Linked DNA regions of Homo sapiens: region 1 is linked to region 2. Evidence: chromatin loops called from intact Hi-C (ENCODE). Cell type or tissue: natural killer cell. All regions are shown on one strand. Each heading gives the region's core, and the rest is flanking DNA. Links, peaks and the distances in the headings are about the cores only.

The links. Peaks named below come from ENCODE experiments on the same cell type or tissue, not always from the same donor. Only the 100,000 strongest peaks of a DNase experiment are listed, where the experiment ranks them.
Region 1: it touches region 2 in a loop (12-fold over the local background); 52 of 110 quality-filtered maps call a loop at or near these places.

The regions. Positions count from the first base shown.
Region 1 is chr9:105,878,103-105,886,379 of GRCh38, forward strand. No RefSeq gene overlaps it. Among named protein-coding and RNA genes, the nearest start is that of TMEM38B, 190 kb to the left of the region's middle. In natural killer cell, for the core only: CTCF peaks have their summits at 3,795 (motif pointing left) and 3,998; a DNase peak (open chromatin) is centred at 3,789.
Region 2 is chr9:105,607,373-105,614,407 of GRCh38, forward strand. FKTN (fukutin) reads left to right here. Exons shown (of 11, transcript NM_001079802.2): 7 at 447-579. Among named protein-coding and RNA genes, the nearest start is that of TAL2, 52 kb to the right of the region's middle. In natural killer cell, for the core only: CTCF peaks have their summits at 1,839 (motif pointing right) and 2,044; a DNase peak (open chromatin) is centred at 1,809; H3K27ac peaks cover 591 bases.

The sequences.
Region 1 (8,277 bases), core at 2,524-5,023, 270 kb after region 2:
CTAGGGATCCCCTGCTGAACACTCGAGAAATGCCAGTATTGCCCCCTTGCTCTGCTGGCTTCCCCATGGTCTTGTCTTTCTTTTGGTCATTTTCTTCCTAGTTGGCTGCCCTTTCCTGGCATTGACCTTTGGCTCTAGCTACAGGTCCTATTTCTTTTTTTTTTTAATTCTGGGGTAACATCTTTGTGATTGAAACTTTGCTAAAGACACTCTTTGGCTCTGCTCTGGGACCTCCATCATGTTCTGCCTGTGTAGGGACCAGTCCTGAAGAGTATGTGGACTATCAAGGCAAATTTAAGAGCAGTGTTGGAAAAGGGCTCCTAGAAAAGAAACAGGAATAGCAGCTTGCTCACTCTCTGCCAGGGTACTTTGCTAGTGTCACCCCAGGTACCCTTAAAAACAGCCCAGTGAACAAGTGTACCAATTTTCCAGAAGAAGAATTGAGGCTCAGTAAGATTCAGTCGCCTGTATCTAGTGAGTGACAGAGATGGTCTTTGAATGCAAGCAGTCTCACATCATTGTATAAGCTAGGTTGGTTAACAGAGACTAAGTAACAGTGGCTTAAAACAGAAGGTTTATTTATTTCTTTTTTTTTTTTTTTTTGAGATGGAGTCTCGCTCTTTCGCCCAGGCTGGAGTGCAGTGGCGCCATCTCGGCTCACTGCAAGCTCCGCCTCCCGGGTTCACACCATTCTCCTGCCTCAGCCTCCTGAGTAGCTGGGACTACAGGCGCCCGCCACCACGCCCAGCTAATTTTTTGTATTTTTAGTAGAGACGGGGTTTCACTATGTTAGCCGGGATGGTCTCGATCTCCTGACCTCGTGATCCACCTGCCTTGGCCTCCCAAATGTTTCTTTATTTCATAAAAGTCCAAGCTAGGATGAAGGGATGGAGAGTTGGGTTGGTGTAACAGACACACCTGTACCCCACCTAAATCACCCCAACATTCACCATTTCTATGCACCCAGGCCTACTTCCACCTTCTAGCACCTGTGCCTGCCTGAGGGCTCTCCCTGACACCAGAGCACTCTGCCTCGTGGTGCAGCAGGCTTACGGTGCCAGGCAATAAATGGCCCCTTCCTCCAATATCCCTCAATCAACTTTTGCAGGTGTTGGTATATATAAGTACCCCAGCTTCCCCTTACCCCCAGGGCAGGACAGCTTAGAGTCACATTCAACACATTCCTCCAGTTTTCCCATTTTGGTTGAGATCCAGCTGCCCATAGTGGTAGCTGGCTTGGTAATGTATCATTGGTTTTCTTATCTTCTCTGTTTCACTTCCCCACTCCCCTCCTGCTGTTTCCTGGAATCACCTCTGAAATAAATGCATTGGAATCCTTATCTCCAGAGAAGCCCAAACCAAACAAACAGTGTTATACTCCACAAACCCTTAGGACCCAAGCTCCTGAATGTTGTCCTCATCATCCTGGGTCAAAGCTGGCTTATTATCAACATGTACATTTTCTCACCCTTGAGAAAGAATAGAAAGTGGAAAGCAAGCTTCCTTTTAATGAAAACAAAACAAAACAAAACAAAAACCCAGAAATAGCACACATTACTATCCCTGCATCCCATTGTCCCGTACCGAGTCACATGGTCATATCCAGCTGCAAGGGAGCCCTTGTACTCGGCTAATACTCAAGAATTTCATTACTAAAAGGAAGAAGTGAAGGATGGATTAGTATTAGCTATAGCCAAAATACTAAATTACCTTGTTAAGAAGCTGTGGGGGAGTGGGGGTTGGGTGAAATTGATGTGACTAGGGAGGTAGCCTGTGTCAGAATATAAAGGGGGCCTTTTGCAGATTAAGGGATTCTGGCTTTCATTGGAGATGAGAAGGAGGGGTCATTGTAACTTTTTCATCAGGCATGCAACTTGATGGAATTATTTTATTTAAGCAGAACCCAACCCTCTATTGACAGTTAAGTGTTGGGCTGATGAGGTAAGACTAGAGATGGGGTCAGCAGGTGGCTGACCTTTGCAGGGATCCAGGCCTGACCTGGGCATTGGCAGTGGAGATGGAGATGAGGTGACTAATTCAAGACTTGTTTAATCAGTACTGAGATGAAAGTTGAAGACAGCATTAAGGATGATGCTTTAATTTGAAGCTGGACTCCTGGGATCTAGATCTATACATTTAGAGGTTGAGACACTGTGGAACTCTTCCAGCTCTGTCTAGAGGCAGAATCTCTGCATGAGAGAAAGTAGTTTTTCTATGTCAGAATTTTTACTTGCCAACAGACTGGCCTTAGGTAAGTCACTCCAAGCGACAGTTTCTCTGCTTATAAAACAAACTCTTCTTATCTTTTGTGGGCATTGTTACAGTGAATAAATAGGGTAAGAACCTTTGAGGGTGGTTTAAATAGACAGTTTTATAATAAGGAAAACTGAGGACAGACTTGGAAATTGAGAGGGTAGAAATCCAAAAATTGAGCACAGCACACAAGGACATTTTAGAGGGAGCTTTCAAAAAGACTTTTATTGTATTTAGTATGTATTGGAAAAACTCAGACTTTGGTATCTAGTGAGAGCTCCAGAGTTGACTCTCTCACTCTCTTAGCTGTGTGACCTCAGGCAAGTTACTCAACCTCTCTGAGCCATAGGCACCTCTTCAGTAAAGCACATATAGGTACTCCCCCTTTTTGTGTTGTGATCGTCATGTGAGAGTTGGCAAAGTGCCTGGCACAGAGCCTGGTGCACAATGGTGCTTAACACATGTGAATTCTCTCTTCCCTTTGCCTTTAAGAGAAATCAAAAGATCCAGTTGACCATGTTAGTTTAGTCAAGCAATGGGTAATTCAGAGAGGAAAACTCACTCATCTGATATTTGGAATTTGGTCAAGGCAACTTGGTTGTTTGACCCAAATCTTCTTTTTCTACCAGTTGCGTTGGCATGGTTTTGGCACAGCCTTTGTGAGAGCTACTTGCTGGAACACTGAGAGAAGGTGGCTCTGTGGAAATACAAGGCAGAATGAATATAGTGATTTTAGAAATGTAAGAGTGACATGAAATCCATTAAATAACATTTTCCCCCCTCCCACTTCAGGGTAACAACTCCAGAATTGAGAGGAATGGCTCCAACAGAAGGAGAGGGAGCCATAGTTTGCGGTCCATATGCCCACTTCATTTTGCAGTTACTCCTGGCTGCCCATCTGTTCATGACTGCCTAGTCTAGCCATGGGGCTTATAAAACGGTGTCCACATACACGGATGCCTTCACTAAACAGATGCGAGAACGAGGAATGTCCATGTCTCACACCAAGCACATTCAGCATCCCTTTGTGCCTCTTTCTGCTCTGTTTACTTCGCCTTTCAATTTCACTTAAATATATTTCCAAATTATTGTTGTATTTACAAGATGGGAAAATGAAGGGGTTCTAAAATCTGCTGGATTCCTATGCTGTGCTAGGTACTCACTGGGGGCTCTATGTCTAATATTAATATCTCATAAAATCATCGCCACAGGGTAGCCATGAGTTTCACCATTTTACTGATGAAGAAACTTAAGCTCAGAGAAATGAAGTCACTTGTCCAAATTAATACACTAGGAAATGGAGGCACTGGGATTGAACGGTAGTCTAATTGCAGACGTTTTACTCTGGGACTGATGATGAACAATGATTAGAATACCCTAGCATACACACACACTCACACATGCGCGCGCGCACACAAACACACCCCTCAAGAAACCAACCAACTGACCTTTTTCAGCTTTCTGTCTCCCCTAACAGAGGACCTCTGTTTTGAGAGTTTGAGCTGAAATGACTTCTTTGATGCTAAAGGATGAGCTCCCTCTAGTGGCAGTGTGTGGTTTGGCGCAACCTCCATTGCCTGGGGACACAGGTAAATACAGAAAGACATTTTCTTTCATGCGGCACTATTTTGTCTAATGATACATTATTGAGACTCTCTTAATACAATGCAAAAATGGAATCCAAATCTGGGTTTACCTCCAGTTGGAGGAATTGCATTTTCACTGAGCTCTGTGATTTCTCAAGAGTTCTCACATCTCTGTCTCAAGGTCTTCACAGCATCCCTGGGAGATGCTTGTCTTTTCCTTATAGTTGGGAGAGATAGGAATCAGAGAGGTTAGGTGGCTTTTCCAAGGTTGCACAGCTGGTCAGGAAAGGAAACATAATTCTAATCGGGTGTATCTACTTTCAGACCTTGTGCTCTTTTTTTTTTTTCTTAAATTATACTTTATGTTCTAGGGTACATGTGCACAACGTGCAGGTTTGTTACATAGGTATACATGTGCCATTGGTTGGTTGGCACAACCAACCTACTGCCACCTTGGAGGTTTCACCTTTCTCTTCTTTCCCTAAAAATAGCAGCTCCTGTCGTACCTGTGCCACCTTCTCCATCTGGAGAATACAAACCACATACATGTTGGTTTGCTGCACCCATCAATTCGTCATTTACATTAGGTATTTCTCCTAATGCTATCCCTCCCCCAGCCCCCCATTCCCCAACAGGCCCCAGTGCGTGATGTTCCCTGCCCTGTGTCCATGTGTTCTCGCTGTTCAACTCCCACCTATGAGTGAGAACATGCGGCGTTTGGTTTTCTGTCCTTGTGATAGTTTGCTTAGAATGATGGTTTCCAGCTTCACCCATGTCCCTGCAAAGGACACGAACTCATCCTTTTTTATGGCTGCATAGTATTCCATGGTGTATATGTGCCACATTTTCTTAATCCAGTCTATCATTGATGGACATGTGGGTTGGTTCCAAGTCTTTGCTATTGTGAATAGTGCTTCAATAAACATACATGTGCATGTGTCCTCATCATAGAATGATTTATAATCCTTTGGGTATGTACACAGTAATAGGATCACTGGGCCAAATGGTATTTCTAGTTCTAGATCCTTGAGGAATTGCCATACTCAGACTTTGTGCTCTTTCAACGATATCATGGAATCTTTCTATTCCCCATCTTGATATATGTCACAGGGAGTTATCCATCAGGTGAAGGACAGGTAATCATGGTGATGATGTGGGGATTAAATGAGACAGATTAAATTATGACACATAGTTATAATTTCCTACCATTTATTCCTCTTTCCTCTGGTCCATCCTCTTACCGCCTCAGACAGATTAAAGTAAAAACCACAAATTCCATCAGATCCTTGCTTGAAAACCCCCGTGTCTCCCAATGACTCTCAGGATAAAATGGAAACTCTTAGGCTTGGCATACAAAATCTTTCATGATCTGAACCCTCCTTACCTCTCCAGGCTTATGCACCTTAACCTACTGCCACCTTGGGAGAGTTCACCTTTCTCTTCTTTCCCTAAAAATAGCAGCTCCTGTCGCCCCTGTGCCACCTTCTCCATCTGGAGCAATTCTACTAACCTTCCCTTTCCAGGTGAGACGGCACCTCTCTCTGAAGAATTTTGAAACCCCACAGATCATGCTCTATTTCCTCTTTGGTAATTCTGACACTTGATGCTCACCCCACATGGTTCTTAGTTTATGAGCCGTCATTTTACTTTAAGCATTTTTCTCTCTCTCTCTCTCTCTCTCTCTCTCTCTCTTTCTCTTAACCAGTCTAGCCATCGGGCTAGTTGTTCCTGGCTTAGTTCATCTCTGGGTCTCCAATGCCTACCACAGTTCCTGGCACACAAGGAGTTCACTAAATGTTTGCTGAATGGCTTCAGGAAAGCTACAAAGGAACACCTCTGGGCATCGTGGACAGATTCAAAGCCAACTTGATGTGTTAAATGGGGTTTAGGGCTACTTGATTATTTGTAATGCAACTCCATTATAAGTCTGTATATAAACGCCATTGACCATGGTTTTAAAATAAATGTAAAAAAAAGTATCTTAAGAAAAAAATGGTTGAAATTAAGAGCCATTTGGTTAACCTTGGGGCTTTTCTTCATGGTGCTTTCAGAAACTCCTGAGCATCAGAAGAGAAGGAAGTTTGTGGCTTCTTGAATGACTCAGGCTTTAGAAGGTCTGGGTTGTTTTGCAGCACAGATACGGATTAGTTGACCACAGCAAGATGGGTGCTTGAGGAGAGAGCTCTCAATGGCCCTTCTCTGTGGACTACCCTGGACCATCTCACTTGTGCCTCTAGGAATCCATGAAGAGCTGACCCAGCTGGTCCCTAGTTGACCTTTCTTGAGTTAAATTTTGAATTATTTTAATCATCATCTAGAAAATCTCCTGACTAGTGTCTTTGATTCCCTGAAGCTCTACTATAGCATCCCCGACCAATGAGCTTTTAGCACTTGCTCAAACGTAATGGGCTCACTCCTCTGGAAATAGCCCATCAGTTGTTATGGCAAAGACTTTCCTTAAATATTGATCTAAACTTGCCCTGTTCAACATCCCACCTACCAGTTAGGTGTGGGAGGCATAAAACCTTCTTTTCTTTCCTACTAAAAATATTTTCCTCATTGCCAACTTTTGAACCCCTTTTGCTCATAGACATAGTTAATAGCTTCCCCTGAGCAATATCTGAGCAGGCTTGGAGGTCTGACTGCCTGGTGGGCAGCATGCAGCTGTCATGGTAAGTGTGAAATGAGATATATCCAGCCACACACCAACATGAAAGCATCCGTAGCTTCCTCTGTTGAGAGATGGCCAAGACTGGAAAAAAGTATTTATTACGAATGATGATAACAGGAGTTAAAAACCGCCATGTTCCCTCAATCACAAAAATCAATGATTTTATTTTCTGTGTATGCTGCCAATTGTCCATCCATATGCAGAGCTCACATTTACAGTTACACTGATAAGCTGGGTATTTCCTGTGTTTTTCTCTGCTTAAAGTATCCTCTGTTTCATGTCATAGAAAAGCCACCTTATTATTTTAATGGCTATAGAACAGTTATTTGAGTGGAGGCACCATGATTTACTCCACCACTCCCTCATGTTGGACAGGCAGGTTGTTTCCAGGTTTTTGGCTATTGTGGATACAGTATGACTCAGTGCTACCCCTTCCTGTTCCCAGCTTCCTGCCAGGGACCCTGGCCTGGCCCTCAGTCTGTCGTGTCTGAGGATAATAATCTATTGGGCTTTGATGTAATCCCATGGGTCTGAAGGAGTCCGGCTACCCTTGGCTTGTGACTTACAGAGCTTTAGGAAGCCTTGGCTCCTCCATGGCCAGACAATCCCCACCATGTGGCTTTACCTTATACCTGGGCTTTTTCTCTGGTTTCCAATTCCCTCGCTGGGGGCCTGGCCCAGCCCCCTGTGATCAGACCACATTCTTCTGTGGTAGATGCTACAGTGGCCACCTAGATCCCTCCTCATAAATGAAGGACATGGTTCCCCAGCTGCTGGTGATTTTGCCTATTGGTAGCTCTACAGGGATTGCCTTTGTGGAAGACAGCCACCTCACCCAGGCCACGTGCCCCTTTCTGGGTCACCACCATGACTGGTGGGAGGATATAAGGGACTAAACCTGGCTCTCCAACCTGGAACAACTCTGAATGGCCATAGTAGTTTCAGAGTCTACTGTAAGCTTGGCTGAGGCCTCCATCAAGGCTGCGGCCGAACTTCTCCCTCTGCCCAATCCTGCTTTCTTCCTTCCCCTCTCTTCCGTAGGCATTGATCCAGCGAACACACTCAAGCGAACCTCCTGCACTCTAATCACCATCTCAGAGTGCTTCCTGGGAAATGCAACCTGTGACCCCTTCCTGGTCCTTGCTCCCTGGGCTCTACTCTCCCCCACAGCAGCTAGCTGTCGCCTAGGAGGCTCATATGGGAGGGATGTCCTCTTCCCTGGGCCACTGCCTGGGAGGCTGATGCAAGTGGGATGTCCCCCTTTCCTGGGCCACCACTCATGCAGCTCCCCTGAGCTGCAACATTGCACTCAACTACAGTCAGAGCCTTACTGACCCCTGGCTAAGTCAGTTTCCAGCTCTTCCTCTGAGATTGTTTTCAATTCTTATCTCTTCCTTAAACCTCCATAATCAAAGAGTTACTGACTTCTGGTGACTGGGTAATGAGACTATCCAGAAGAGCATATTCCTTCCTTCTCTCCCAGCTATCTCTTCCTCTCCTCCCCACTATCACTACTTAGTGGGCTTCCATTGTCCATCTCTGCTTAGACTGTGGCCATGTTCTGTTAACTGGCCTCCCTGTCTGCTCTTGTCTCTCTGCTGTCCTCCTCTATGCTGCAGCCAAAGAAACCATTCCAAGGCTCACATTTGCTCATGTCATTCCCTTGCTGATCACACTACAATGACTCCTTGTGATTTATACGAAGACAAAGCCTAGACTCAGCAGAACACAGAAAGCCCTCTACAGTCTGAGCCCAACTGCCTCTGT
Region 2 (7,035 bases), core at 369-2,868:
CCAAGTGTGTATGAACAAGTACAAATATATTAATATATAAATACATTAACCAAAATAATTAAAACTCAACTGTTTGATGTCAGATTTTTCAAGGTCTTATTAAAATTGCTAATTGATATCTGACATAATTGATGAAACTATGCTTGATGTTTAGGTATTTTGCTAATGTTTGATATTTGTAAGAGGCTGCCAGTATTCTGGGTTAAATCCTTTTAATAAATCTTTTATTATTATTATTATTATTTTTAAATTTTACTTTAAGTAGTGGGACACATGTACTGAACGTGCAGGTTTGTTACATAGGTATACATGTGCCATGGTAGTTTGCTGCACCTATCAACCTGTTATCTAGGTTTTAAGCTCTGCACGCATTAGGTATTTGTCCTAATGTTCTCCCTCCCTGTTTCCCCCACCCCTCATTAATAAATCTTAACTTTTGTTTTCAGGCCAGAGTTACAGCAAGTTACTGTTGATGGACTGGAAGTTCTCATTCCAAAGGATCCAATGCACTTTGTAGAAGAAGTACCACACTCTAGGTTTATTGAGTGTAGGTATAAAGAAGCTCGAGCATTCTTTCAGGTTAGAGACAACCAAATGTGTACTTTTAAATTAAAGAAAATGTTGGGATTATTTTTAATATTTGAGGGTGGTAAGATGAAGGGGCTTATGGAAAATAGAAAAGTAAACATCCTTTTTTGATATGTCTCTTTTCTTCTAGATTGTTTTCTTTCAGTTTTTTTTAGAAGTAGATTAAAAATTAACCTTAAGAAACTATTTTCTAAGTCAATAGGTTGATATTTATTTATTGTTTTATTTGAATAACTTTAATAGATTTAGCACTGGCTTCTGCCTTAAGATAGCCCATTAACTTTGTGAAAGGTGGTGTATTCTCAGTCCAAGTAGGATAAAGCCACTATAGAAGATGGACCATGTAGATTTAGAAAAGACTTCATGAAAATACAGTTTGTTTCAGAGTTGGCATTGAATATAATTTTTTTTGCATTTATGAAGGTTTTTGAAGATAAATGCTACACAAAGACCAGGTGCTTTTAAAACTTTATTCTCTTGCTGCAGCTTTCAATTCAATACACATTTATTGTGTTCCGCAGGCTTCTGGCCCTGGGGATATAAAGATGATTTTGAAAGGCATGAAAGTTCAGCTCTAAGAGATGACATGAAACACAGAGATACAGTGAAAACAGGCAAATTTACAGTGGGGTTTTGGTACCTGAATTCTTTCACTTGCCCTTTATTTTCTGGGGTTCCCTGCCAAGAAAGCTGTGTCCACGAGGGATACGAAAATGAAGTATATAACTGTCAAGTGCCCAAGACCCACAAATCTGAGGTTTCTCTAATACAGTGTACTGGCACCTAAAGCTGAGGCCTGACAGCCCAAGTGGGCCTTCGTAGCCCTATTTCCTTAAGTCATTGTGGAGCTGTGAAATTTATGCAGCCAGCCTCATGAATAAAAAGCTGAAAAACCACATGTGTGGATGGGCCTACTCTAGTAGAAAAGTGCTGCCTGACATATGCCTACCACATAATAACAGGAAGTAGAAGAGATGGAGTTTTGTGCTTAAACTTGACCGCTCTTCCTGTCCTAAGGGAGTTTGCTGTGGTTGTCATCTCTATTATAGCAATTATCACAGTGAATTATGAATATCTGTCTTGTCCTCTTATCAAATTTTATGAACTTCTTGATAACAGGAGTGTTCTTTTATTTACCTGTGTTGGCCCAGTATCTACTGTACCTGGCATAAAGAAAAGATCCAGTAGGGTCAGTTTTCAAATTAAAGTGAACATACATGTATTTGAACACTTGATGGCGCCAAACAGTCTTAAATGTAATGCTTGGTGTAAAGCAATAAATTAATCTAATAGACCTCATCAAGCAGCCGCCTTTCTTTTTTTAAAATAATTTTTAAAAAGCAATTTTAAATACATAAAAGCTGCAAGTACAGTACCGATAACTTTTTTTTTTCTGAACCACTTGGGAGTAAGATGTTGACCACAACTTCAAAAAATTTAGTATTTTTTTAAAAATAGGAACATTCTCTACATGTCCTAATATGAAAGTTAGGAAATTAGCACATACATTTTTACCATTTAATCCCTATTCAATTTTTGTCAGTTGTCCCAATAATAACCTTTGTAATAAAAAGATTCGATTCAGAATCACATGTTGTCTTAATTTTCCTGTCTCTTTAGTCTTCTTCAGTCTGGGACAGTTTCTCAGTTCTTTTATTACTTTCATGACTAATACTTTGGAAGATTACAAGCCAGATGTTTTGTGCAGTGTCCCTCATTTGGGGTTTGTCCGGGGGTTCCTCATGTTAGATTTAGGTTATACTTCTTTAGAAGGTATAGAAGTGGTGCTGTGTTCTCATTACATCTCACTGGGCACTGCATAATTTTGATTTATCCCATTACTGTTGATATTCACATTGTTCACCTGATTAAAGTGCTGTCTGAAACTTCGTATCTTTACCACTATGAAGTTTCTGTTTTTCCCTTTATAATAATAAGCATCTGGCAAGAAGTTACTTTAAAACTATGTAAATATTGTTTTCCTCATTACATTTTCAATTTATTTGTTCATATCAATATAAATAAATTCATGGTTTCCTATTTTACCCTATGGGTTATAGTCAATTATTTTCATTATTTATTTTGATCTTCAGATTGTTCCATATTTGGCCAGTAGAAACTCCTTCATAATGCTTTCTGTGTCCTTTTGACTTGTCTCCGTTGTTTTTTGAACACTTTAGTACTTTTTGGCACTATAAAATATTCTGGGTTCATCTTACAATTTTCATACCTCCACCCTGGGATCAGCCATTTCTTTAAGTCCTGTTTCCTTTTAGAAGCCAAGACCTGGATGCCAGGTGTACCCATTGCTATTTGGGTTTTGCTGCAGAGAGTTTCTCTCAGTGAACAGGGGTAGGGTGTATATGTCTGTGTGTATTTATTTCTGTATCTATCTATTGAAACCTCTGAATTCACATTGACATCTCCAGTCCGGTTAAAAGTTCCAATTAAACAACAGAGTTCATTTCCATATTTGCGACTCCCTTTTCAAATCGTGAGAAATCTGACTCCCATTGACCTTAATGTTTACTTAGTTGTTCAGTCTCCCTGTATGTAACCTATCTTCCAACACATGTCCTCCCCTCCCTACCCCCTGTTCTTCTCACCCTACCTGGGCACTGCTATCCTCTGCTGGGCTGCACACACGTAGAGGCATTCTTCTTACCCTGTTCAGGCTCTGACTTCCCACACCTGGCTGCTGTTCTGCAGAGAGGCTTTCCTCACCCTGCTTGGGCTCTGACTCCCCACACTGGACACTCTCCTACTCTCTTCATGTGGATGTCCTCATTACCTGCCTAGGCTCTGATACCCCGTATCAGGCAATCCCTTTGCACAAAAACCTTTCTTGCTCTGCCCCATCTAATGGTTTTAGTATCGAATAGTTCAGGAAGGGCGGGAGACTTTATTTACTTTTAATTATTTTCTCAATCTACCATGAAGTTCAAAAACTAGAATAATATACCTTTTCCTGAATTTGATTTTGTTTTAGCAAAAACCATCACAAGATAATTAATGAGCTCCAGGCTGTTGAATATCAGTGAAAAACCAAAAGGAAAGTTGGAAATACCTGTACACCTGGCCTAGGAATATCTAGATAACAATATTTTTATTTTATTTCTACTAATTTGCTCTAAGATTTTGGGCAAATTTCTGAGCCTTGGTTTCCTCATCTACAATAAGAGTTGGTACCTTCTGTCATCTTATTCTTTGATATAAGGTTTGTGCTTTTGGATTCCACGATTCTTCTTGGGCTTTGTGTCCCCGTTCATTGGCTGAACAGGAAAAATTAAATAAACATGATATTTAAAGTAGGATATTAATTTTGTCTTTTTTTAGAGGTATAGTAATCCTGAGATTTGTACTTGGGATTTATTTTTATTTGTTTACTTATTTATTTTATTTTTAACTTGTAAGTTCAGGGGTACAAGTGCAAGTTTGTTACATAGGTAAACTTGTGTTGTGGGGGTTTGTTGTACAGATTATTTCACCACCCAAGTATTAAGCCTAGTACCTATTAGTTATTTTTCCTGGTCCTCTTTCTCCTCCCACCCTCCAAAAGAACCCATTGTGTGTTGTTCCCCTCTATGCGTCCATGTGTTCTCATCATTTAGCTCCCACTTATAAAAACATGAAGTATTAGGTTTTCTGTTCCTGTGTTAGTTTGCTAAAGATAATGGCCTTCAGCTCCATCCATGTCCCTGCAAAGAACATGATCTTGTTCTTTTTTATGGCTGCATAGTATTCCATGGTGTATATATACTACATTTTATTTATCCAGTCTATCATTGATGAGCATTTAGATTGATTCCATGCCTTTGCTATTGTGAATAGTGCTGCAGGGAACACACACATGTATGTGTCTTTATAAGAGAATGAATGATTTATATTCCTTTCAGTATATACCTGATAATGGAATTGCTGGGTCAAACAGTATTTCTGTCTTTAGGTCATTGAGGAATCACCACACTGTCTTCCACAATGGTTGAACTAATTTACACTCCCACCAACCGTGTATAAGTGTTCCTTTTTCTCCACAACCTCACCAATATCTGGGGTTTATTTTATTTTATTTTATTTTATTTTATTAGTTTTTTTTTACTTGTTATAGTAGCCACTCTGACTGGTATTAGATAGTATCGTATTGTTTTTTATTGCATTTTCTAATGATCAGTGATGTTGAACTTTTTTCATATGATTGTTGGCCACATGTATGTCTTTTGAAAAGTGTCTGTTCGTGTCCTTCACCCACTTTTTAATGGGGTTGTTTGGTTTTTTCCTTGAAAATTTGTTTAAGTTCCTGATAGATGCTGGATATTAGACCTAATAGTTAAGGTTTGCAAACCATAGTTTGCAAAAATGCTCTCCCATTCCATAGGTTATATGTTTACTCTGTTGATAGTTTCTTTTGCTGTGCAGAAGCTCTTTATTTTAATTAGATCCTATTTGTCAGTTTTTGCTTTTGTTGCAATTTCTTTTGGCATCTTCATGAAATTTTTGCCTGTGCCTGTGTCCTAAATGGTATTGCCTGGGTTATCTTCCAGGGTTTTATAGTTTTGGGTTTTACATTTAAGTCTTTAATCTATCTTGTACAGGATATTTTTAAATGAAAAAAGTATGTATACTATAATTTTTAAAATTTATAGCAGATGTTTAAGGTATATAGCTCTATGCATGTATGCACTTTAACACATACAAGGATCAGTTCTGAGAAATGGAATTTCTGGCTGGGCGCCATGGCTCACGCCTGTAATCCTAGCACTTTGGGAGGCCAAGGCGGGTGGATTGCCTGAGCTCAGGAGTTTGAGACCAGCCTGGGCAACATGGCGAAACCCCGGCTCTACAAAACACACAAAAATTAGCTGGACATGGTGGTGTGCACTTGTAATCCCAGCTACTTGGAAGGCTGAGGTAGAAGAATCACTTGAACCCAGGAGGTGGAGGTTGCAGTGAGCCAAGATCATGCCCCTAAATTCCAGCCTGGGCAACAGAGAGAGGAGACTTTGTCTCCAAAAAAAAAAAGAAATGGAATTTCTGAGAGTGTCATGTTAAGAAAAGTAGATTGGGGTGGGAATATGTCCATATGGGAGCAGTACCAGCAGCAGGTAACTATCAGACCTGATGTTTTTGTAGAGCACAAATTTTTCATATTTGCTGTTTAGTCCTTTCAGTCACTCTGTGTAATAAGGCAAGGATTCTTTTAACAGGTAAGAAAATTGATGTTTCAAGATGTCAGTTACATGGTCATCATTGGTTGAGCATGGACTAAATCCTAGGTCTCCACCTCTTAACTCCAGGCTTTTCCTACTACAACAAGCATTATAACATGTATCTCTCATTCCAGTCATTTATTGTAAGAGCACTTATGGCTTTGAGGAAAGGGATGTATTCAAATTGAAGGGATCCTGTGTAATTTGTATATTCTGTAGACAGTGACTTATCTGCAAGAAATTCTTCTTACTGAAGGTAGGGTACTTTTTGCTTAAGATTCATATAGTCCATCCAGGATCTATATTCTTTCCTACTATATTGTAAAAGAATTACAGGATATTTTAGGATGTTGCAGGCCTGGGAGGGGCTTAGTCAATCATTTATTCATTTGCCCATTCATCAGTATGTGTTTTTCAGATATTATGTGCCAGGCACCATTCTAAACCTGTAGATACAGTGATGAAGAGATGTAGTACTTGCCCTCAGGGAACTATCTTTACAGTCTAGTGGAGGGAATATAAAATTGATGATTAGGAATAAATATGATATGAATTATAGTAAAAGTATTTACAAGTGGTAACTATTATAAGCTTGTTAAGGAAAAAGATAATTCATTTGTCTTTGTATATCTAGAACCAAACATAATTCTTTGCTCTATAAATGTTGAATAGAAACACTTCCTGAATAGGAACATTGGAAGAATAAATACATATGTCTTCCTGGGAAAACTGGGGAATGTTTTGCAGAGGTTGGAGCTGAGACTTGAAAGATTTTATTGATCAGGGCCATATCAGACAAAGGAAACAAGTGCGGAGGCTTGAAAAGTTGTGGTGTATTTGAGGAGTTACAAGTTATTGTGGTATATTTGGGGGTTTACAAGTTATAAGATGAAGTGTGAGGAGATGCAGATGAGGCTGGACCCCAGTAGTCAGGAACCAGAACACAGTGTTTATGTCCACCAGGACAAGAAGTTTAGATTTTGTCCCACAGGTAGCGAAGCAACACTATAGAATTTATAGTGCTTTCCTCAGCTCCAGAACACTCTAAAAACGAAGAGAATCAGAAAACCAAGATGACTAAATGATATATATGACCTGACAATTTGCAAGACATTTTTCTCCTTCAATCTTCACAGCAGTCCTGTGAAGTATAATAATTATCTTTAAACTACAAATGAGAAAAGTAGATACAAGAGAGATTTGTTTATTACATTCTTTCATTCATTCAGCAAATACTCAG